3 separate regions of the Homo sapiens genome follow, and all the other regions are linked to region 1. Evidence: chromatin loops called from intact Hi-C (ENCODE). Cell type or tissue: OCI-LY7. All regions are shown on one strand.

Region 1 (8,000 bases):
ATAATGATGTCCCTTTTTGATCTTAAGATGGCTTTAACTGGTAACTATCATTTGTAAGCAAAAGTACCTTATTAAACAAGAAAAACAGCTACGTGTGAGTTCTGAGTAAATATTGCTAATTTATGTCTATCTGCAATTGTTACTTGGGCTGAAACAAAAGTTCCAGGTAAGTATGATAGTCATTTTGCCAGAGGAGCCTCAATAATCCCTGAGCTGAAATACTTTCATACATCAAGACGTAATCATCTAATATTAGGAAAGCCATTAAGAAATACAATTACTACTGGAAATGAAGACCTTTTACAGGAGAACAGACATGATGGTTTTCCTTAAAAGCTCTTCCCTTTTCCACATCCACTTTCTTCTACTTTAAAATGAAAGTGACTTCATTTTCAAGTGACCTTTTATAAAGTCCAAACATCAAGTGTCGTAAATATTCTAAGTATTCAGAATGAGGTCCAGTACTGTAATATTAAGTTGGATATGCCAGAAACTCAGAAAAGCCTATTTCTCTTTAAATAGCCAACTTATAAAATTATTCATATTGTCTTCCTGGATTCCCATTATGTTCCTCGTGCAAGAAAGTGAAAGTGTTTTATACAAGCCACACTGTGGGGTAATATGGCCAAACTAAGAGCTTTCAGAAGGATTCTTCTCTTATTCTCTACTTCTGCTTCTGCTGCTGCTGCTTTTTTTAAACAAATGAGATCAGAGGCATACTGTGATTAGCAATGCATGTTTATGTAGTGAGACACCAGATTAGAAATGATTATTATCATGTCACCTAACAGAGTGATAATAATGGTACTCTGAGATGGTACAGCTCAGCTGTTGAGGATTCCTACTACAATAATTATTTTAAAATTAATTTTGAAGAGAAAAAGGAAAGAAAGAAAGATGATTGAAACCATTAAAGCAATCCTGATAAATAAGAAAAAAAAACCCAAACACTATGTTTTATTCCTAAGGCAAGCACAAAAAATAAAATAATCACCAAAGTGAGACACGACTGACTGAAAGGTAAAAGGAACATTCATTTTCCCCATCCAAGGAAAACAATAACTGAAAACAATTTAAGGCAAAAAGTTAAGCTTCTATTCTGAGCAAAGGAGAGTTGGACTGTATTTATGTGCTAATAATCTATTTATAAGAAATAACTGATTAAATAAGATAGATAAAACTTAGTAGACAGAAATATATTTTTTTCATAGCAAACAAAGCAATCAAAAGAGAAGTGTTGCTGAAAATATTGACAATTAAAAATCATTCAAGGACTCTGAAGTATATTTCAGGCAGAAAGAGAGCAGCCTAAGGAGGACTTATTACAGGATTGAAAGCATCACCGTGAATTCATAATTTTTAATATATAAACTGAGAGATATGGAAATATATATATAGTATGTGTATAAGTACACATGCATATAAATACACACGCATGTATTGCCTACCTCTACTCACAGAGAGGCTGAAGCAATGATACCCCACTATAAATTAGCATACCTGATGTCCAGATCTTGGTTTCTAAATACCATTCTCCAAAAAATAAAAATAAAAAAGGAACCAGACCTCCTTGGAGAAGTGGTTGGCTCCATTAATGGGACAGGACAGGAACAAGATGAGATTAGAATATCCTGTGGTGCCACAAAGTTACAAATGGCTAAAAAAAAACAAAGAAAAACCAAAATTGTGGGGACAGGTCAAAAGAACACATGAACCAGAATGAAGGGATTCCCCTGGCTAAATAGGGACATAAAATAAAATAAAAACTGATAATATCCCAGAGACTACAGAATTAAAAAAAATCTACGATTTTACTTCACACACACACACACACACACACACACACACACACACACACACATATATAGAGGGGGGGGGGAGGATACAAAGTAACATGTAGGATGAACAAGTCTAGAGATCTAATATACAATATGATGACTACAGTCAATAAAATTGAATTAGAGTTTTTTGTTAAATAAGTAGATTTTAGCTGCTCTCTTCACAAAAAAAGTAACTCTGAGATAACAGACGTTGATTTGCTTTATGTAGTAACCATCTTATTGTATATATGTATCCCATATCATACTTTAAACCTCAAATACACAAAATAAAATTTATTTTTAAAAAAATGGGAGGTGGGGGAGAAAAGCCCTTCCTTACAGAATTTCAAGTCATAAATAAGGAGTAATTAAATTAGAAAGTTACCATTTAACAATCATCACAAAAGTAACTGTTTCAGGTAAGAATCAGTAGTAGTGAATGCAAAAAAAGAATGGGTAAAAGTATAAGAAAAAACATACTACATTTTCTACAAGTATATTCCTATAAGATACTTATTGATTACAAAAGGAAAAATAGCAATTTTCCAATGGAGAAACCTGGTAGACACCACACCAACCAAGTGATCAAAGTTAATACCAAGAATGGGAGAAAGGAGCATCAGTGTCTCCTGATATAATGCACTAAGAAGGATATAATACTACCTCTGTAGGATTCTGGCCAATATGCAAAATCTGATTCTAACCATGAAGAAATGCCACATCAGACAAACTCAAATTAAGAAACATTCTGAAAAGCAATAGGCTGTGCTTTTCAAAAATGTCAAGGTCATGAAAGACAAAGTCTGGGGAATTGTTTGAGATTAAAGAACACTAAAAGACAGGACAACTAAACACAATGTGTGATCCTGGAATGGATCCTGGACCCAAATAAAAGACAATGGCAGCATTTCCATAAGGTCTGCAGACCAGAAATAGCTTTATATCAAGGTTAATTTCCTGGTTCAGTAATTACACTATGTTTTTCTAAGAAAATGTCTTGTTTAAATACACTAAAGGAGCAAAGAGGCATCATGTAACTTGCTTTCAAATATTTCACTAAAAATTATATATACATTTATACACATATAACATATATGGTACACACACTCATATATAGGTGAGAGAGAGAAAATATAATGGAAGTAAGTAAAGTATTAATATCTGGGGATCTGAGGGAGGAGGGTAGAGGGATTCTTTACATTATGCTTGCAACTTTTTTTTTTTGCAACTCTAAAATTATTTCAGAATTAAAAGTTAAAAAAGAAAAGAGAGGGAGCTTGACTTAATATTGCAGCTGTACCATAAAGTGTTCTTGAACAAGTGACTTGTCTTCATTGAGGCTCGGCTCCCCCTTTGCAAAATAGAGACAACATGACTTCACAGGGTGATCGGGGTGGACAAACAAGATGGTGCTGCAAAGCTCCAACCCAAGAGCTGGCCCCTGAAGCACACAGTAAGTATAGCTTGTTTTTGGTAAATCCAAAATACAACAACCCATTAGAGGGCGTTACTGTCTGAAAGCAGTTTGGGGGCACCCGAGGTGATGTGCAGGCCGCAGAGACAATGCTGTTCTAGGTCAGGAGCAGAAACACAGGCTCCTCACACATGCTTTTAAATGGGGCTTTTTACTTTCTAAAATGTGTTTCTACACAATTGAAAACAACATTACTTTTTCCAGAGTGGGAGGATGAAAGCAATCGTGGGTGGGGGCTTCTTGAGAAGAGGGGTTATTTTTTTTACTTTTAAAAAGGTCTCAGAACAGTTAAAAATAGTTTTTCCTTAAGCAGCCTCCCTCTGCTCCCTGCTCCCACCAGCTGCTCCTTCTCTCAGCCTGCCCTTCTCTTTGTCCCTTCACCATTTTCCCCTCTCTCCTTTTTGCTTCCAGTCACTCATATGCCACCCACTCCTGAGAACCCTACCTTCTCTTATTTTTTTGTTTGGCTTTGTTTTGAAAAAAATATTAATCCCAAATGAACAAAGAAGATACGTGGGAAGGAAATAAATGGTGAGCTCTTCCTTACTTCACCACCTGTCAAGTTTTAAGTTTTTCCTCCAACTCACACTAACCTCCTGCGCAACCATAAACTTCAGTGCTTGCCAAAGCCCAGAAAATTCTAAGTAAAAAGCAGAAAATGAATGCAGGGAAGGGGGTGCATTCTTATTGTTCATCAGATCTGAAAAAAATAATGCCCAGAATGTCAAATGATATTACACTATTAAAAAGGTACAGTAAAGATGTGCTAATGATAGATTTTTTTTCTACTCCAATATGTTGTAAATATTATAAACTATCATTTACTGTCATTACTTTAATGATGTAGAATGTTGAAAACTCAATCTGGGTTAATTTACAAATAAGTAATTTTGAAAGGAGAAAAAAATATCTTTTCTATTTCCGTGTAATGTCCCATTACTTGACAGTCAAAATGTGGATACAGCCAAAAGAAAAATAATGAAGGTCAAGGAGGATCAAAATTTACCTGATAGAGTACCTATCTGTTAGAAATCACTTTCCTGAAATACCTTCTCTGATTTTAGAAAACTGAAAAAACAGAAAATACACTACCTTTGACAATGCTTGCGATTCAGGGTTGTGCTTGTGTATGGGGGTGGGAGAACCTCTGCTAGGATAGGAGAAAGCTGCCAGACACAAGTTCAGATTTAATAGAAATAGCTTTCAAATCAGGAGTCTAGCCATCAACCAGTTTTAGATGGACAGTCCCAGTTTCAAGTAAATAAAATATTTGCATATTAGAGCCTCGTAGCCCTACTTAGCTGCAAGTAAATTTTCTGAGATTTACTCTGCCTTGCTTCATTTCATCCAGGCACTGATTATTTTTTCATTCTTTATTCACCAAACATTTACTAAGCACTTCTTTATACAATAAATTCTGAGCAAGGTACTAAGACATGAAGAATAAAACAGGTCTGGCTGGAGACTGCACGAAATTGCCAGTCTGTCTGAGCCTGTTTGAATTCATAAAGTCCCCGAGAAAGAAGAAATAGGTGAGGATTAGCAACCCTGTAAGAGCATTTACAAAGAAGGGAGTGCAAAAGAAGAAAATAGCACCACAGCTCAGGAGGGCAATGGTATTACTTACCAAGGGTGCAGTTTGTTTGATGACAAATCTCAAAACTGAATGCAGTGATTGTGTTAGATGCAAACACTTGGATGAAATAGATGACTGTTCTTGTGACCTTGCCAGGAAAGAGGAGGAGTGAAAGAGAGGGCTAGAGTTCTAGTCTCCTTTCTGAGTTTTGCATTCATTGGCAACCATGTACCTCTAGACATGGGAGTGCAGGCATCTATCTCTATCAAGGTACATGACATGTAATGAAAGGAAGGGATAGAGACCAGGCAAGAGAAAGCAAAGAGAGAGAAATAGACAGGGAGATGGAATGAGGTAGACAAATCTTAGAGGAATGCAGTGCTTCTCCAAGTTTGGTGCAGGAATGTTCCCATTAGAATCACCTGAGGGGGTTATTTAAAATGCAGATTCCTGGGCTCTGACCCAGGTCTGGTGAGCCTGAATGTCTGTGGCTGGGACTCTAAGATTTGCATTTTATATACGTTTTGGGGGGTGGTTCTGCATATTAAAATTTAAGATCAGACCACTCCCTAAATCCAAGGGTGCTATTTTACTGTTTACTTGACCAACAGTATAAATGGGTGTCTTCAAAGCCTTGTCACCACAACCCCATGCAGCCTGATCCACTTACTTCTCTGTATCACACTCCCTCCTCTCCCACCAAGGAAAACAGAGTGATCCTGAAGTTCCTTAAAACTCAACTCAATCTACTGCTCCTCATTAGTAATAAGGTTCTGTTCAAGGAACTATTGGCTAATCATTCATATCCTGATTGAGATACCAGCATATCCTACCCAATTATTAACTATGGATGGACTCCAACCAGGAAATCCAAAACTATATGCTGCTTACTGAATGACAATAATAAATGTAGGCTCTTATTTAATTATGCTGCGGTTTATTAACTATCCGATAATAAGGAAAACCCCTAGTTTATTATAGATCTGTGGGGTGTGTGAATATGTGTGTGTGTTTTGAGAGATATATACAGGACCCTAATCAGAGAGAGTGCCAGGAATAACAGCCATGCATGCCAGGCATCTTTTCCTGTTTCTTTTTCAGTTACTTGAATCCACCTGTGATAAACTTGCCAAAAGAAAGAGGAAGTACAATAACCACAAACGTTAAGTGATTTTTTTTTTTGTTCTACAAACTCGATGAGTTCACTGCATTGTCTACTTATCTGTTTTTGTAATTTCAACTTTTATTTTTGATTTCGGGGTGCACATGTGGGTTTGTTCCATAGGTATATTGCATGATGCTCATGTTTGGGGTATGATTAATACCATCACCCAGGTAGTGAGCATAGTACCCAATAGCTCTTTTTCAATCCTTGACCCCCTCCTTCCCTCCCACTAGTCCCCAGTGTTTATGGCTGCCATTTTCATGTCCATGTGTACCATGTTTGTCTGTTTAACTCTCACTTATAAGAGAGAACATGTAGTATTTGGTTTTCTGTTCCTGTGTTAATTTGCTTAGGATAATGACCTGCAGCTGCATTCATGGTGCTGCAACAGACATGATTTCATTCTTTTTTTATGGCCATGTAGTATTCCACTGTGTATGTGTACCGTATTTCCTTTATCTAATCCACCATTGATGGGCACCTAAGTTGATTTCATGTCTTTGCTATTGTAAATAGTGCTACAATAAACATACAGGTAGATGTATCAGTTTGGTGGAACAGTTTCTTTTCTTTTGAATATATATCCAGTAATGGAATTACTGGGTTGAACAGTAGCTCTGTTTTAAGTTCACTGAAAAACCTCCCAACTGCTTTCCACAGAGGCTAAACTAATTTACATTCCCACCAACAGTGTATAAGCATCCCCCTTTCTCCACGGTTTCACCAGCATCTGTGTCTTTTTGGCTTTTTATTAATAACTATTCTGAATGGTGTGAAATGGTCTCTCACCGTGGTTTGGATTTGTATTTCTCTGATGATTAGTGAGGTTGAGCATTTTTTCATGTTTGTTTGCTGCTTGTATGTGTTGTTTTGAGAAGTGTCTGTTCATGTATTTTGTCCACTTTGTAATAGGGCTGTTTTTTGCTTGTTGAATTGTTGAAGTTCCATATAGATTCTGGGTATTAGACCTTTGTCAGATGCATAGTTTGCAAATATTTTCTCCCATCCTGTAGGTTGTCTGTTTCTCTGTTGGTAGTTTCTTTTGCTGTGCTCAAGCTCTTCGATTAGGCCCTACTTGTTAAATTGTGTTTATGTTACATTGCTTTTGAAGACTTTGTCATAAATTATTTCCCAAGGCTGATGTCCAGAAAGACATTTCCTAACTTTTCTTCTAGGATTTTTATAGTTTAAGGTCTTACATTTAAATATTTAGTCAATTTTGAGGTAATTTTTGTATATGGTGAAAGGTAGGGGTCCAGTTTCTTTCTTGTGCATATAGTTAGCCAGCTATCCCAGCAATAACAATAGGGTGTCCTTTTTCCATTGCTTAATTTGTTGACTTTGTCAAGATCAGGCAGTTGGAGGTGTGAGGTTTTATTTCTGGGTTTTTTATTCTGTTCCATTGGTCTTTGTCTGTTTTCACGCCAGTACCATGCTGTTTTGGTTAATGTAGCCTTATAGTACAGTTTGAAGTCAGATAACATGATACCTCTGGCTGTCTTCTTTTTGCTTAGGATTGCTTTGGCTACTCGGGCTCCTTTTTGGTTCCATGTGAATAGTCTTTTCTAATTCCGTGAAAAATGACATTGGTAGTTTGATAGGAATACCACTGAAAACCTGTATATTGCTTTGGGCAACATTGCCATATTAATGATACTGATTCTTCCAATCCATGAGCATACTGTGCGGTCTTTGATATTGGGTCCTGACTAGGCCAAGAAGACAGAGATAGACTGGTCCCTCAAACCTTTTCTCTAATGTCTGGAGAGTACATATTTTATGCTTTTCAGTATGTATGGCCTCTATTGCAACAACTCAACTCTGCCATTACAGCATTAAAGCAGTCATATATAATATATAAACAAATGGGTGTGGCTGTGTTCCAGTGAAACTTTATTTACAAAAACAAATAGTGGGCCAAATTTAGCCTGCAGGCTCTTGTTTGCCAACCCCAGCTCAAATCAT
Region 2 (8,000 bases), 630 kb before region 1:
ACCTTGCACATAGACCTTTGGCCTCTTTCTTTTTGAGATGGAGTCTTGCTCTGTTGCCAGGAGTGCAATGGCACAATCTTGGGTCACTGCAACTACAGCCTCCTGGGTTTGAGTGATTCCCCTGCCTCAGCCTCCCAAGTAGCTGGGACTACAGGTGCGTGCCACCACACCTGGCTAATTTTCTTGTATTTTTAGTAGAGACGAGGTTTCACCACGGTGGCCAGGATGGTCTCGATCTCCTGACCTTGTGATCCGCCCCCCTTGGCCTCCCAAAGTGCTGGGATTACAGGCATGAGCCACTGTGCCCAGTGACCTTTGGCCTCTTTAATCCATCTCTGACACCCCATGGCCCTTACTCTGTGGAGGTCATCCTGTTCTAGCTTGTTTTATAATCGTGACTTTTCTCTTGGATTATACCAAAGCCCCACGCATTCATTTATTCATTTAACACATAATGATTAAACCTACAAAGTACTGGGTGCATGCTAGGTGCTGAATAGATAGTGATACACGAAATAACCTGATTCCTAGGCCCAGGGAGCTTACTACCTGAAGAAAACTATAGAAACCCTTTGAGACTACACCCTTTTCAAGAGAGGTATGAGCTCGAGAGTCCCCATCAATAATTTACTTGCACACACACATAATTGTATAGCAGCCACTGGTTTACAGTTTGTGATGAAAGTGCCCTAGTTGTTAAGAACATCCTTCCCTGGGAGATGGCCTCCGTGAGGGGCAGTAGAGGAGAATGGTTAAAAGGCAAGTCAGGCTGTACTCACAGCTCTGATCATTCACTTTCAGCAAACACAGCACTTCTGAGCCTTAATTTCCTTAGCTGTAAAATGGGTTTGTTCTCTCCATATACTTTTCTCAGAGGTTTGTGAGGAGTCAAAATACTGCCTACAAAGGTTTGTAATGGTGCCCATCACAAAATAAGTGCTCAGTATGTATCAGTGGTGGTTGTGAGGGGAGTGGCTATCAGCTTATGGAAGTCTAGACATTGGATCTCTAAATACAGGCAAGATTCGTATTTGCTTGGGACCATCTAGGTTCAACTCACACGGAAAATCTTCCAGGTGCCAGGGCTGTGATTGTAAACAAGCTGGAAGGAAAATACACAGTAAACACACCAGAGGAGGAGCTGTGGAAGGAGCTGGAAGGGGTTCCGAGCAAACAGGGACTGCCACAGCCTGAGGACAAGTCCACCCCAGAAACTCATATGTACGCTCTACTAAGATTCTGTTCTTGAAACATTTTCTTGTCTAGAAACACAGAGGATTATGTAGGTTCTCAACAGATGTTTACTGCATTGAGTCCATTGTGTGTGCATAACACCACAGACCCAATTTAGGGATGGTGGTTGTTGTAAGCTTTATTAAAAATAGGCTATCATTCCTGCCTTAAGACAATTTCCAGCAGGCACATTAATGTGACTCATCTTTTTATCTTGATCAAAGGCAGGTAATTTATAACCCAGGGGACATTGTAGAAGTAACTACTATTTTTAAAATTACCAGAGGGCAGAAAAGTATTAGTTGGTGGGATTGCTTTGGGTCTTTCATCTTGGGTGACTAGATATACCTTCATTTCAAGGGGAGGAGGGTGGAGAGGACAAGAAGAGTCCCTATTCTGGCTTTCCAGAAAGAGCCTGTCTTCATGGAAGCCCATGGCTATACTTTGTGCTGCCCCTTTGTAAGAGGGAGAGACTGAATTTCCTCAATAAAAATCACAGCTGCCTCTTTAAACATCTACTTTGTGTGAGCAGAATTGAACAGATAGTATATGACTTATTAGCTCTTTCTGACAAGAACCATCTGATGTAGGTACAGTTTTCCCCTTTAACACCCTAAGACCCTGAGGCCTAGAGAGTTCAAGTTCTTTGCCCAAGGTCACCCAACGGATGAATAGTGCAGGTGGAATCCAGATCCAGGTCTACTTGCCACCCAAGCTCACTTTTTATGCTATCTCACCTGCCTCTCCAGACACTTCTATGGAAGGTATTTGGTTAGGTTGATTTGACATTGTAAGTATCTAATCACATATTCCCTGGAATTCTCTATTCACTGCCACTTAGAACAATGACTATTATTCTCAAGATACTTGAGGCCCCCTGCTGTACCCTAAAGAGTCCTATAAAACATTAACAAGCAATCAATGAGAAAATTTGCATGTTTCAGTACAAGAAAGGGCTCTGAATCTCTTGTCATCACTCTGCTGTATCTCAGCACTGTCCATGTTTGTTTTTATATTTGTTCGTCTGTTCACCAACCACCTCTCCAACTAGACGGTAAACTCCATGAGGCAGGAACCAAAACTGTGGTGTTCACCTGTCTATACTGGGTGTGCCTAGCAATAAACATTTTCTGAATAAATAAATTCTCTCTGAATGGGTAATCCCCACGTAATGCGCATGGTTTAAGTCTATTTACCAGAATTTTTGAGCAAATAGTTCTATCCTTTTTGACACATTTTCCACAGTTTGTATAATTTATTCATAGAATCCTTCTTAGACTACTAATAAATTCCTATGGGACATAGTCCTTTTATATGCGGAGGAATCCACCACCATGAAATGTTCACAAGAAATGACTTTTAAAATTTTATTTGTGGCCATGCTGATTATGAATTTCTGAATTATGTCTGGGCTGCTCTTTTTCTCGGAATATGCAAAGTGGGATACTGGCATCTCTGTATCTGGAGAGTTACAGCTTCTGAGTTAAAAGATGAATGGGAAGTAGCAGGAGAGGGAGAGATCAGAAATCTCCACTCCCTGAAACACAGACACTTCACATACCCAGGAGGTAAATTCCTGGCATGAATTGTAACAAGTATACACAGGCATTTGTACATTGTTTGCTTATGTGCTAGATGACATGGCAGTCTATGAACAGGGGCCCCACATCTGCAGGCAGGACATTCAGCCCTGTATCTTGCCACTACCATGAAATCTGAGGTTCTTTCATTTTTGTTTTTCTATTCTGATGAGATTGAGGTACACTGACTCACTGGTAAAGAAGACAATTTATTTGTGAACTTGTAGTCACTCCATTTGACGGCCTCCCTCTACTCACTGAGGCACAGCACGTGTGGAACAGGAAAAAGGCCTCTGGAGAGCTTGTGTTCCACTGGTTTCTTTGACTTTTGCCAACCAACTTTGCAAATGTTCTCAAAAGGCATTCATTACCTCTGCAGGTGTGAAATAACTCTGCAGTTCAAGGGTTTGTGAAATCACGTGAAACAGCTGAAAGCTGTTCTGGCAAAGCGACCAGAGTCAGAGTTAGCTGTCACCAAGCCACATCCTGGCTTAAACGATGTTATTTATATCTAACTGCACTCGACTCCTCCCAAAGCCTTCTGTTGAGCACCAAAACCTCACCACAGTTTCACTCTTAGCCTTTCTTTTGTGTGAAGACAAAAAAGGTTGCTTTTATAAATCTCTGTTTGAGCCCAGATGGAGTGCATTTCATGCAGGAAAATGTTGCTTATAGTGAAGTGGATGAAATAATTGCTGGGATTTCTGGGCATGCTCCACAAACCCAGAAGACTGGAGGTGAACGGGCAGGGAGAAGAGATTCCGTTGCTTTCTCATTCCTTTATTTGTGACTCTCCCTGGAAAGAGGAAAATGTAGGCATATGTAGATCAATGTGTCATTACAAAGGCTCAGTGTTCTTAGTCATAAAATGGGAGGAAGAACAGTACCCACTTCCCAGAATTGGTGAGGACCCCTGAACGGGTGCATGCCAGCTTCTCGCACAGCCCTACCAGGTAATGAGCTCCACTGTGTAGCCATCACTACTCAGAGTTAATCCGTGAAAGAGTGTGTGGGAGGAGGATAGGCCTTAGATTCCAAAGGGTGGAAATCAGTGGAAAGAGGCAGGATCTGATCATGCCTAGACCAGATGCTTCCAAGCCAGGCAGGCAATAGATGGTTAAAAGCCAAAATGCCTGCCCCTTTGGTGAAGGTTCTCATTGGTCTAAGGCATCCTGGCCAACTGACACATGATATCATGTAACGTGTTTTCCTGGGGCCCAGAAGCTTCTATGTGCAGCTTCTTTAAAGACCAAAACTGCAAGACTTTGAGTTTTGATATCTCAATATGATTTTGAAAAAATCATGGTAAAATATATATAACATAAAATTTACCATTTCTAAGTGTACAGTTCAGGGGTGTTAAGTATGTTTGCATTGTTGTGTACCCAACCACCTGAACTCTTCATCATGTAAAACTAAAGCTCTGTATCCATTACGTAAGTCCTTATTTCCCCTGGTTGCCAGGGAGCCCCTGACAACCACATCAGTTTGCTTTTTGATGACCTTATTATTTGTTTTATATATTTTTGTGATTTGTGTTTGTGGGAGTTTTTAAACAGGGGTGGGGTGGAGGTAGATCTAGAACTTATGTATTTTAGTGACCTAAATATGAAATCTTTCTAGAGTGGCAAATAGAGATATTTATTTCTCATGTCTGCCCTGGAAATAGAATTAATTTGCCATTTCAGAAATGAACCACACTGCTTTTGTCAGACTTTTCAACCTCATTCCCACATTGGAAGGCTATATGGCTTGCTGGTGAGATAACAGCCATGGTTCGGCTGAATCACTGCATTAATGATTCTAAAATATTCCCATCTAATCCCCTGTAGCTGAAGAGGATAAACACATACTGGCAAGGACTTGACAGTATGGGGACTAGCAATAGGCAGTTTGTCAAATGCAAAAATGGTTTGGAAGGGTCAAGGTTTAGCTAAAAAAAAATTCGGGCAAACTTTTCATTTATCCATGTTTCCTTTAATATTTATATTAAAATTGTTTAGTTACCCTTCAAACACATAAAACTTGTAAGTAAAATGGAGTCTGTAAGACGATCTATATTGTCCACATTTTCACTGACTCCCAGTATACCAATATAAAATATAACATATTTGAAATCTTAAATTATTAATCACCTTTTTACCCATGTTCAGATTAACTGGGTAATCTAAAAATAGGAGGGAGTACCTTATGTGCAATTTTTGGGGAAGTTCAGGAGCATGCTCTTGAAGAATTGCTGATAAAGTGTGTAATTGTCCCATGACCACCATCACATCCCAGGGGAGAGCCTTATGTTTGGTTAATAAAAGAAGGCAGGATCTGGTCTCTTTTTAAAAAGACTCCAGCCTTAATTATGATTCATTTATTTAAAGATAGCCCCTGCCACCTAGTCTTATCTTGGCTCTGAAAATAAACAAATATCACATGCTTCCAACAGGAAAAGGTTTGAATGACCTTTATAAGGCAATTTACCTTTGACTAGATAAGAAGAGATGTGCATTGTACTTTCCAACCACAGAGGTAAATTTCCAGCCCTCCTCCAGTGTACAGGATGAAGTAACACTAATTCTACCTAAGATAACATTCTTCATTGAACACATATATACAGATGTCCTACTATATATTAGGTGCTAGGACTATAGCACTATCAACAAACTATTCTATCAAGGCCTTGGTCTGATAAGATTCACATTCTTGGGTGGGAAAAATATGGCAAAAAAGTGAATACATAAAATAATTTTAAAGACTGATATGTGCAACAAAGAAAATATATCCCAAGGGTATGACTGAGTTTGCCTGCTTTAATTGGGTGGTCAAGGATAGCCTTTCTGAGGCGGTGACATTTAAATGATCTTTACAACAAGAAGAAGCCATCATGTGAATATGAGGGAGAAAAGATTTCTAGACAGAGGGAACTACTCATGCAAAGGCCTTGAAATAGAACCAGCTTGTTTTGTTGTTTTGTTTTGAGAAGCCAAGAGAGTGGCAATACAGTTAAATCTTGAAGAGGAAGGGCTTGTGAACTCAGGGCAGAAGAGAGATAGACAGAGGCCGGAACATGTGGGATCCCAAGGCAAAAAGTTTGGCATTCATACCAACAGCAATGGGAAACCCTTAACGGAGTTTGAGCAAGAGAGGCATGATGTGAAGTCTTTGAGATGACCATACTGCTAGCTCTGTAAAAACAGACTTCGGGAGTCATTTGGAAGACTCTTACACTTGTCCAGGTGTAAGAAATCCTGGCTTAGACTAAGGTGGCCACAGTGAGAAGGGAAGGAAATGGCAGAGCTCAGGATTTAACAGTAGAACTATGATGGTTAATTTCATGTTAACTTGGGTGGGCCACAGTGCCAAGATATTTGGCCATCCATTATCTGAGATGATTCTGTGAAAGTGGTTTTTTGGATGAGATTTATTTTTAAATGGGTAGGCTTTAAGCAAAGTAGATTATCCTCCATAACGTGGGTGGGTGTCATCCAATCAGTTGGTTTCCTTATTAGAGCAAAAACTGACCGACCTCCTCTGAGCAAAAAGAAATTCTGCCAGCAAACTGCCTTTGGATTTGAGCTACAACTCTATCCTGGGGCTCCAGCCTGCTGGCCTAACCTGCCTTGCACCTTTAGAATTGCATGAACCAATTAATTAAATTATCTCTCTCTCGTTCTCTTTCTCCTCTCCCTGTCCCATCTCCCCCTGCCCCTCTGTATGCACATACATCCTGTTGGTTCTGTTTCTCTGGAGAACCTTGGGATTCACTGATGGATCAGAAAGAGAGGAATCAAGTAATGCCCAGGGCACTGTCCAGTAGAAACAGAATACAAGCGATATATATATATGTATAAAAAGAACTTTAAGTCTTTTTAGCAGCCACATTAAAAACTGTACAAATAAACAGGTAAAGTTTTTATAACATACAGTATTTTACTACACCAATATATCTAAAAATGTTATTTCAGTATATAATCCATAGGAAAATTATTCCTAAGACTTTTACATTCTTTTTATCATACTAAGTCTTTGAAACTCAGTGTATATTTTACACTTAAAGCCTTTCTCAATTCAGGCCAGCCCCATTCTGAAGCGCTCACTAGCCAATGTTTTGGGCGGTACAGGTCTGGTTGGCCTCCTAGCTGAGCATACAAGAACCTAGCAGGTGTTCTGACCAGGCTTGAACCCTTTTATGCAGCAGTTTCCCTCTGAACAGGCAGGAAGGCTGTTCTTTTTGTCTCAAAAGGCAGAACTGTGAAAACTGCTATTCTCCCTTTGGTGACCTCCATATAAAAAGTTTCATGACTGTCTGTGAAGCCGGTGGGCCCATAGCTATGACTCTGCCCTTACAAGGGCTAGGCTTCCTCACTCAGAAGGTCATTCAGAAGATGAGGTCTTGGAGTCTCTTTCATCTATGTCTTCTCTGGAGTCTCGGTGTTTGTGAGACATCTCTTGCCCCAGAGCCGGTAGCGGGCAACCAGTATCAATATAAAAAGAAACACAAGTAGACTATGTTTTTAAGCCAAACGAAGGCAAATGACTCCATAGGATTTTGTAAACAGAGAGTTGGTTTGAACATGCCAAACTCACTAGAACAGACAAGTAGTAGGCATTCACAGTGCGAGTGGCTATTTCATTTAACAAAACATCATGTTTCATTAATTAATGTTAATTACATTGGTTTGGTAGGTTTGCTAATTTCTAATTTGTGTTCTTTGTGATGATATAACAGCAGATAATATCATTATATTTTTATATTATCTAGGTCTCTGTAAAATTAGCTGACATTGGGAGTCCATGAGACAGTTCTTCCTTTTAAAGGGGGTCTTTAAATGTACCCACTCAACTAACTTTACCAACGGTTCAAAGTGGAAAATAGTTCCCAGAAGCTGAATGGGTAGATGCCCATTGTACCACCTACCATTGCTTGACCCCCGCCCATGAGCTGTTCCTTCATACTCATAACTAAAATGCCAAATGTGTGACTTGAGTAATTAACTAGAGACCTCCAGAAGGCTTTCCTTCTTATTCTGGGTACATTGATATTTACTTTAGTATTTGTTTTGCCTTTAAAGTCATGTTCCCTTTTGATTCTTTAATATCATATCCAAAACGAAGTCCTTTTAACCTATAACAATGCAAATCAAAAGTGCTGTCTTTCAGCTACCTCAAGGATTTAGCAAGCGTTCCTGGAAATCT
Region 3 (8,000 bases), 240 kb before region 1:
TGCCTGCATCTCCTTTGCCTTCCACCATGACTATAAGTTTCCTGAGGCCTCCCCAGCCATGAGGAATGGTGAGTCCACTAAACCTCTTTACTTATAAACTATTCCAGTCTCACATAATTCTTTATAGCAGTGTGAAAATGAACTAATACAGCTATATTGCCATATCTATGTCCACACAATATCCAGAGACACAGAAAGGAAAAAGGAGGCAGCACAATGCAATGGTCATGCACATTGGCTGAAAGATCAGGAAGACCTGAATTCAAGTCCTAGTTTGTTCATTTACTTTAGGTGATTTCTGACTCCAGTGTTCTCCTGTACATCACAGAAAAATCCATTGTTTCATTCATGATGTTTTATGAGAGTTAAACGAGGTAGTGGATGGGAGGTGCTTTACACTGTGCCTGGCAGAGTATATTTGTTAAACAATAGATAGATAGATTAGCTAAATAGACAGACAGACAGATAGGTAACTTAGACATATAGATAGATGATAGAGAGAGAGAGACAGAGAGACAGACAGACACTTTGGGCGACTATCAAAATATTATAAACTGGTTGGCTTATAAAAAACAAACATTTACTTCTCACACTTCTGGAGGCTAGAAATCCAAGATCAGAGTGCTAGTATGGTCAGTTCCTGGTGAGAACCCTCTTCCAGGTTGTAGATTGTCAACTTTTTACTGTATCCTCACGTGGTGGAAAAAGAGGAAGTTAGCTCTCTGACATCTTCTTATAAGGGCACTAATCCCATTCCTGAGGGGCCCTATCCTCATGGCTTAATCACTTATCAAAGGTCCCACCTTCAAACACCATCACAATGGAGATTATATTTCAACATATGAATTTTGAAGGACACAAACATTCAGTCTATAACAGATAGACAGATATACACACATAAAAATATATCAATGCATAAGTCTATAGATATGAAGGTCTGTATCTTTCCTGCCTATATAAAATTTAATCAAATCATTAGCAGTTAAATAGTGAATTTTCAACACATTCCCAAATAGTTTTAACTTACTTAATATGTTGTGTTGGTGGTAATTTTCTTGTTGTTGTTTTTTAAACTGAACTTGATTGACCTGATTTTATGTAGATATGCAAAGATACCACTTACTCATGCAGACCTTGTTGTGTAAATAACCCAATCTTCTGTCTTTGCAAAGACAATCTTTCCCTAAGAGTTATAATCTCCTCTCAACACATCGATTATATGGATCAAAGGCCCTCTGACTTATATCAGCCTGGGCCAAAATAGTCATTACCAAAGATTTTCCACTTTCCCTCTTTAATAGACTAAGCTTTAGAATTTGGGTAATGGTTTGGATGTCAAACAAAACCTGAGAACTTGTTTAGGTTCAGAAGAAAGTGAGAGTGATAATATTCCTTTCTTCATCAATGGAGCTTTCTACCCTTTCCCGCCTATTATGTCTAATGTTATTGTGCACCAAAAATGAAGCTCTCCTAATCTTCATTTACCTTCATAATAAAGAGAGTCTTTGTGCGAACCATTTCTACTATACTGCAAAGACACAAAGAAGAAGGCCTTTATGCTGAAGCTACAATTTGTTGACATTTTTATGGATATGAACCTGAATTGTCATGAGTGAGCTTGTTCTAGGAGTAGATGTGTCCGAGTTTTCACACATGAAAGACTGGGTCCTGACCTACCAAGAGGCAGTAAATGGAATACTCTGAGGATTAAAGACATTACTCTCAATATGTCTTCCCCATAAGCCTAAGATTCCAATTTAGTGCTACGAGAATCACCCCTCTGTATTACAATATGCATTGAGAAGACTCTCTTTGAGGTGTGTTAGAAAGAAATACCAACACACTTGAAGACCACTAGCTCATTAAGTTGATTAGTTCCTTGCCAGCCTATAATGAAATTCTAAGATCTGGAGGGAATTGAATACTGGATGATTAAGTTTTGGCCAAGCGGTACATTACTAAAGAAATAGGGAGGAGAAAAGGGGGAGCCCTAGTCGCTTAAGAGTAAATCAAGGGGACACAAATAATCTAGGAGGGGATGGTTCCCAAATGGCCCCAGGAAGTCCTGTTGGGATGGGCACCCAGATTTTTAACCATTTTCCCTCACTCCCCATAGTACCTTAAATCAAGAATATCCATGAATGTTACTAAATGCAGCATGCCCAAGATGGAGTCCTCCCCATGAGTTTACAAAGAAGACTCAAGTCAAGAAGACTTGATGGACTAGGAGGTACTACTTAAATGGGAAGGAAAAAGTTTCTTGCTAGATGCTGCAGGAGACTAGAAGATGAGTAGATATTCTGTGATCCTCTCAAAATTTCACAGGTTGAGCTCCTTTGCACGATTCCATACTGTTAGGCTGGGCATTCTTATCCTTTGTGACTGCTGCACAAGGAAGAAAATGAGCCACACTATCCCTTCAAACGCTGAGAGCTGGTTTGACACATTTGTGCTGGTTTGGATAACTAAGTAGGAGACCCAGGACATAAGTGGCAGCTGGCTGGCAAGGATGTCAGATGCAGAAGTACCCAGAAAACCTACTCAGGGTGTTTTCTTCCTTTCCTGGTCCCCTCCTGTTACAGGAAGGCTGACCTCTGCACATGCCATATGAGCTTGGCCCTGCGGTTTGCCTTCTGCCAAAGAAGTCCCTGATATAAAATGGAACTTCAGAACCTTGCCTTTTTAGGAGTGTCATTAGAAATCAAATCAGTATGGGCTGAACAGGCTCAAGGACTGCTGCTTTAGTGTGGCAGCTGAAGTCCAAATTTTTGAGAGTAATTGGGCCCAGGCTGTTAACAGGTGCAGCCACTTCCTACTAGGGAGAAAGAATGCCTGCCATGTGTGTTACACATGGCCTCAGAAGGAAGCCACCTGTCAAGAGAAATGCAGACACTGGGCTGGAGGGGCCCGAACAGTGATGCAAGTCTGAGTGATGACTAAATGAGGCCCCTGCAAAGGCAGAATGGCCCAGGATTGTAATTAAGACACTTTCTTACCTTCGCATGGTAAGATTTGACTTGTTATAGTGCTATTTCTAGTCCTAAACTCACTATACGTCTATGCTATCATTTCTAAATTATATTCCATTCAACACTAGTATTTGGAGAAACACAGTTAATTTTCTGTGAGAAAAAAAAGAGTTCAGTTTTTTGGATTTGCTTAGGAGACACTTCTTTGTACAGGCTCCATCTGGCAATTCTCAGAACACATTATTCTATTATCTAAAAATGGCTGAGTAGTCCTGGAGTATAGAAGCCTGATTAATTTTAAGTCACCTTTCCCTGAACCAATACAGTCATCCCTTGGTATCTATGGGAAATTGGTTCCAGGACCTCCCTCAGATGCCAAAATGCACGGATGTTCAGGTCGCTGATATAAAATGTCATAGTATTTGCATATAACCTATGCACATCTTCACATATCGTTCAAATCATTTCTAGATTATGTATAATACCTAATACAATATAAATGCTACGTAAATAGTTATACTTTATTGTTTAGGGAATAATGACAAGGAAAGAAAAGCCTGCACTTGTTCAGTACAAACACAATTCCCCCCACCCCCCAAATATTTCCAATCCTCCATTGATTGAACCCATGGATATGGAGGGCCAACTGTAAACATTTTCATTAGATCTTTTATAAAAATGTCCCATGGAATCCTATTTGAGAAATTCAGGATTACACAAGTAAACAAAAGTTGAGAGAACTGGTTTTCTCTATCAAATTGGGCAAAGGTCTTCTCTGCCCTTGTCATTATGTGGATACGTTTTTCTATGAGGAGCACTATAGCACAGTGGTGAAGGGAATGGGTTTGGACTTGGACTGCTTGGGTTGGAATACTGCCTCCAGCATCCATTACCTATAGGACTCTGGGCAAGTTACAAAACCTCTCTGCACTGTTTTCTGCAATGTAAAATGGTGGTGGTGTGGGGGGGTGGTGTGGGAATAATAGTAATATCTGCCCCAGAAGGTTGTGGACAGATGAAGTCAGACAGCCTTTGTAAAGAGCCTAGAACAGTGCCTAGTACCCTGTAAGCCTGGGGCAAATGTTAGCTGCAGTCATTGCCACCATCACCATCATCTTGCCATCATCTCCCATCCTCTCTCTCAGAATCAGATTCCAGAAGTCATTTTGTCTCCATTTTCCTCACTGCTCTCCACAGTCATTCACTCTCGCTGTCCCACTCCTGCTTTTGAAAAGCCTCCACCCCTCTAGCCTTCATAACTAGCACAGGCCTTCCTCGCTCCAGGCTGAAATATTACAGCTTTCCCCTAGCTAGGTTCCCTGACCCCAGTCCCACTCTCTACCCAAACAACCTGCCCTCAATGCCCAGACAAACCTGCCTGAAACCCTGCTGTGTTCTTGGCCCCATTCTGCTACAATGTTTCTGCCTTCATTGTCTAGATGGCAGAGTTCAAGGTTACCTTGGGTTGCAACCCTCTCACAAACTAATTCAAACCTGTTTTCCAAACCACATTTATTCCCTCACCCCCAGCTACTGTTCCTGCTGTTCTTCCCACTTGGAATGTCGTTCCTAGCCTCTGCATAGACTCAAATTCCAAGTAGATTCCAGAACCCATCTCAGCTTGTGTCTTCTTCCCAAGGCCTTCCTGATCCCTCCATCTCTTACTCTGGCATGGGACACTAGCATCTGCTCTACTGTGGAGTGGCAGGTTTAGAGGGCTTAGGTTTAGAGACCTGGGCTCATATGCCAGCTCCAAAATGAGCAAGCGGTGAGAGTTTTGATCCAGTTGTGTAACCCCTCTGTGTCTCAGGTTCCTTATCTGAGACTGGAGATTGATAATGCTCTCTCTCCAAAGGGATAGCATGAAACTCAAGCAAAAGTACTTGTACACATTCAGATTTTTTTCCAGTCTTCCTGTGTGTTTTTTGAGGAGCCCTAGATTTGGCAAAGGTGCCTTTGAAGGCGGAAGTAGGAAACTGAAGCGGGCTAGGTTGTCAGACCTCCAGCCCCTGCCTCTACACTTCAACCAGAGCTGCGCTACCTTGATCAATTATATTTATATATTTGGGATCTGGGTGACCTTTACTTAGGAAAAAAAAGAGATCTATTCCACAAAAGAAAGAATAAGAAAACCATCTCATCTCCCAGCTGGGCGCGGTAGCTCATGTCCCCAATCCCAGCATTTTGGGAGGCCGAGGCAGGTGGATCACTTGAGGTCAGGAATTTGAGACCAGCCTGGCCAACATGGTGAAACCCCATCTCTACTAAAAATGCAAAAAAATAGCAGGGCGTGGTGGTACATGCCTGTAATCCCACCTACTCAGGAGGCTGAGACAGGAAAATCGCTTGAACCCGGGATGCAGAGGTTGCAGTGAGCTGAGATCATGCCATTGCACTCCAACATGGGCAACAGAGCGAGACTTCATTTTCAAAAAAAAAAAAACAAAAAGAAAAGAAAAAAGAAAACCACCTCTTATCATTAGTACCATACAGGCTTTCCATAATTATTTCACTATTTCACAACAGTACAGCTGGTCTCCCCAGATACATTGTAACCTCCTTGGGAGAAAGGACTGAGTCATCTTTAAGTATGTATTTTCCCTAGTTAAATATGTTGTACCCGGTAAGTACTTAAATACTTGTTGATGAAGCAGCTCTGCCTTACTGCCCACCGGTTCCTCCAGAGATCACACTTTTATAAGGTTAAGCCCATCAAGAAGTTCCTTTTCCACTTCCCTGAGCAGGCAGCCATGGCTTCTTTATCTCCTTTCACTCTCTTCTGGGAAGATCTACTTCAATCCCAGTGCCATTATCTCTCTCTACCAAACACTGCTCAGAGAATAGCCTCTGAGACCTGTTTCCTTACCAGGATTCAGAGGATCACAGATACTAGAGATGAAGGAGAAAAAAAATAAATCTATCAGGGCATCATGTCCTCTCCTTGTGCAAAACGGTTAAGTCCTGAACATTTTCTAAATATTTGTCAGGCCTGGTATTAAAGGCTTGAAGTGACAAGGTCCCTCAAGGGAGAAGTTGGCATTAAACCTCACTCTTAAAGATGACTTCTTTTACTGACTTTTCAGTTTCATGTTTCACCACTGAATCTCACTTCTCACTTTTAGTTAAATCCCTTCTAAGTAGCCAGGCTACAGTGAGTGGGGGCTACAGAAAAGCCACAGGAGGAGTCAGAAGAGGGTAGAGCTGTCACTCTGTGGGCTATGTTTCCCTCTGACTACAGGTAATCAAAAAGGATGGGCAAGGTGAAATCTTGACATCTCACTTGAACAGAAGTACTCCCCCATTCTTGCAGATTCCCCATCATTCCCATTCAGAGAGCCAAAATGCAACTGTGTAATTATAAGATAATGTCTTATTTTTGTGGCCCCACTGAGGTTACCAACTCAGACACCTATAGGGGCCCTTTGATAAGGATGGCAAACCCACTTCCTTCAGCATATTGCCAGCTCACAGGAAGGTGCATCATGTCACCAGATTATCCCCCTTTAAAAAAAAAAAAAAAAGAAAGAAACCATCTATCAAAATTTCAATGAGGAATCTCTTCATTTTTGAATGTTGGCAATGAATTCAAATTATCTTTAACCCATTGTAAAGGCACAGCTGACACCAGTCCCTTCTGTAGGAGATTTCTTCTCCTTCTGAAATCCATCGCCAATTCATAAGCAAGCACGCAGGAATGGACAATGCTGTATGTTTATTACATTTATAATTTTGTGTGTAGAAGCCTTGCCTCAATCCTCAAAATGCAGACACCTATGCTGCAGTCTTTTGCGTGGTTACATCACTCAACGTCCCCAGTACATATGTTCAGAAAAATGGTCAGGTCCTCAGGGAATAGTTAAAACTGTGCAGGACTAGACTACTTAGGTTTATATCCCTGCCTCAGTGCTTGACAGCTCTGGGACCTTGGGCACCTCAGTTTTCTCATCTATATAATGGTGATGATAATAACAGCCCTGGGCTCATAGGGTTGTTGTGAGGTTTAAATGACATAGCAGGGTGTACATCATTTAGCAAATACACTAGGAGCTTAATAAATGTCATTTGGAAGCTGCTTCACATTTCCACATTCTATTAAAACACCCAGGAACCAATGGTGCCCTCACTTCATCTCTAGATTTTGCTAAAGAGTTGGTTTAATTTTCGCCATGTCTTCGGGTTTCATTTTTACCTCTGAAGGTCAAGTTGGCTTGCTACATTCTTGGCAGAGTCCATAGCCCCTTTGATGGTAGAAAATGATATAAATGAAAAGGTCAGATGATCTTGCCTGGGTTACCTGTCATTCTGGAAGATCACAGCTGTATGCTAAACTAGATCTAGGTATGTGTGTGGGGTGGGGCTGAAGTCTACACCCATATTGTGGTAGGCACAGATATGTACCACCCAGGTTGCCCTTCAAGGAGGGACTTGGCCTCCCAACTGTAAGGTGGATAGTGATTAGCAAGCACTGTTCAGCCATTAGCTACTTGAGAATGGGCCTCAGCTCCAGTGAGCTGCTTCCCTAAAGACCATACATTTCTTGGGCAGCTTTCATTTCCTACAGAGTGAGGCAGGTGTGACAAGATGCTGCTGTTTCCATTCATCACGGAACAATCCAGATAGGCAATAATGAACCCAGGGCTCCCCACTGGCTTGGGTGAAGCTTTGGAGGGCCTACCTCAAAGTCCAGCTTCTACCTTGCCCACTCCTGTTTCTGCCCCTTCCTTTCACAGGTGTTGATGCCTAATAAACATCTTGTACTCCAGAGTCCATCTCAGCACTGCAGCCCAAGAACCCAACCCATGACACACGGGTGTACTGATGCACACACACACTCCTGAAACCCAGACAATCCTTTAAAACTATCTTTTTAATAAACAGAAACCAGCCAAGTTTGATTATAAAGAAAACCAATCGTGCATTGAGACCTATGGGATTAGCAGGGTCAGGGGTATCTATAGAGTTGGGAAGGATTACCACTGATATTTTCTTCCAATTTCTTTTATTGTGGTAGAATACACATAATCTAAAATT

What was found. Peaks named below come from ENCODE experiments on the same cell type or tissue, not always from the same donor. Only the 100,000 strongest peaks of a DNase experiment are listed, where the experiment ranks them.
Region 2: a loop joins it to region 1, with 3 times the contacts of the local background. A loop is called at or near these places in 2 of 110 quality-filtered maps.
Region 3: a loop joins it to region 1, with 3 times the contacts of the local background. A loop is called at or near these places in 2 of 110 quality-filtered maps.

What each region holds. Positions count from the first base shown.
Region 1 is chr3:60,075,870-60,083,869 of GRCh38, forward strand. The region is part of intron 5 of FHIT (fragile histidine triad diadenosine triphosphatase); the gene reads right to left. Among named protein-coding and RNA genes, the nearest start is that of MIR548BB, 540 kb to the right of the region's middle. RefSeq lists an enhancer at 6,090-6,139. In OCI-LY7, CTCF peaks have their summits at 3,318 and 3,519; DNase peaks (open chromatin) are centred at 652, 3,312, 5,412, 6,002 and 2 weaker places; H3K4me3 peaks cover 6,923 bases; H3K27ac peaks cover 7,526 bases.
Region 2 is chr3:59,448,266-59,456,265 of GRCh38, forward strand. All of the region lies in intron 5 of CFAP20DC-DT (CFAP20DC divergent transcript), which reads left to right. Among named protein-coding and RNA genes, the nearest start is that of CFAP20DC-DT, 370 kb to the left of the region's middle. In OCI-LY7, no CTCF peak of the experiment used is centred here; a DNase peak (open chromatin) is centred at 3,266; H3K4me3 peaks cover 1,655 bases; H3K27ac peaks cover 3,031 bases.
Region 3 is chr3:59,833,920-59,841,919 of GRCh38, forward strand. The region is part of intron 8 of FHIT (fragile histidine triad diadenosine triphosphatase); the gene reads right to left. Among named protein-coding and RNA genes, the nearest start is that of CFAP20DC-DT, 750 kb to the left of the region's middle. In OCI-LY7, no CTCF peak of the experiment used is centred here; no DNase peak of the experiment used is centred here; H3K27ac peaks cover 337 bases.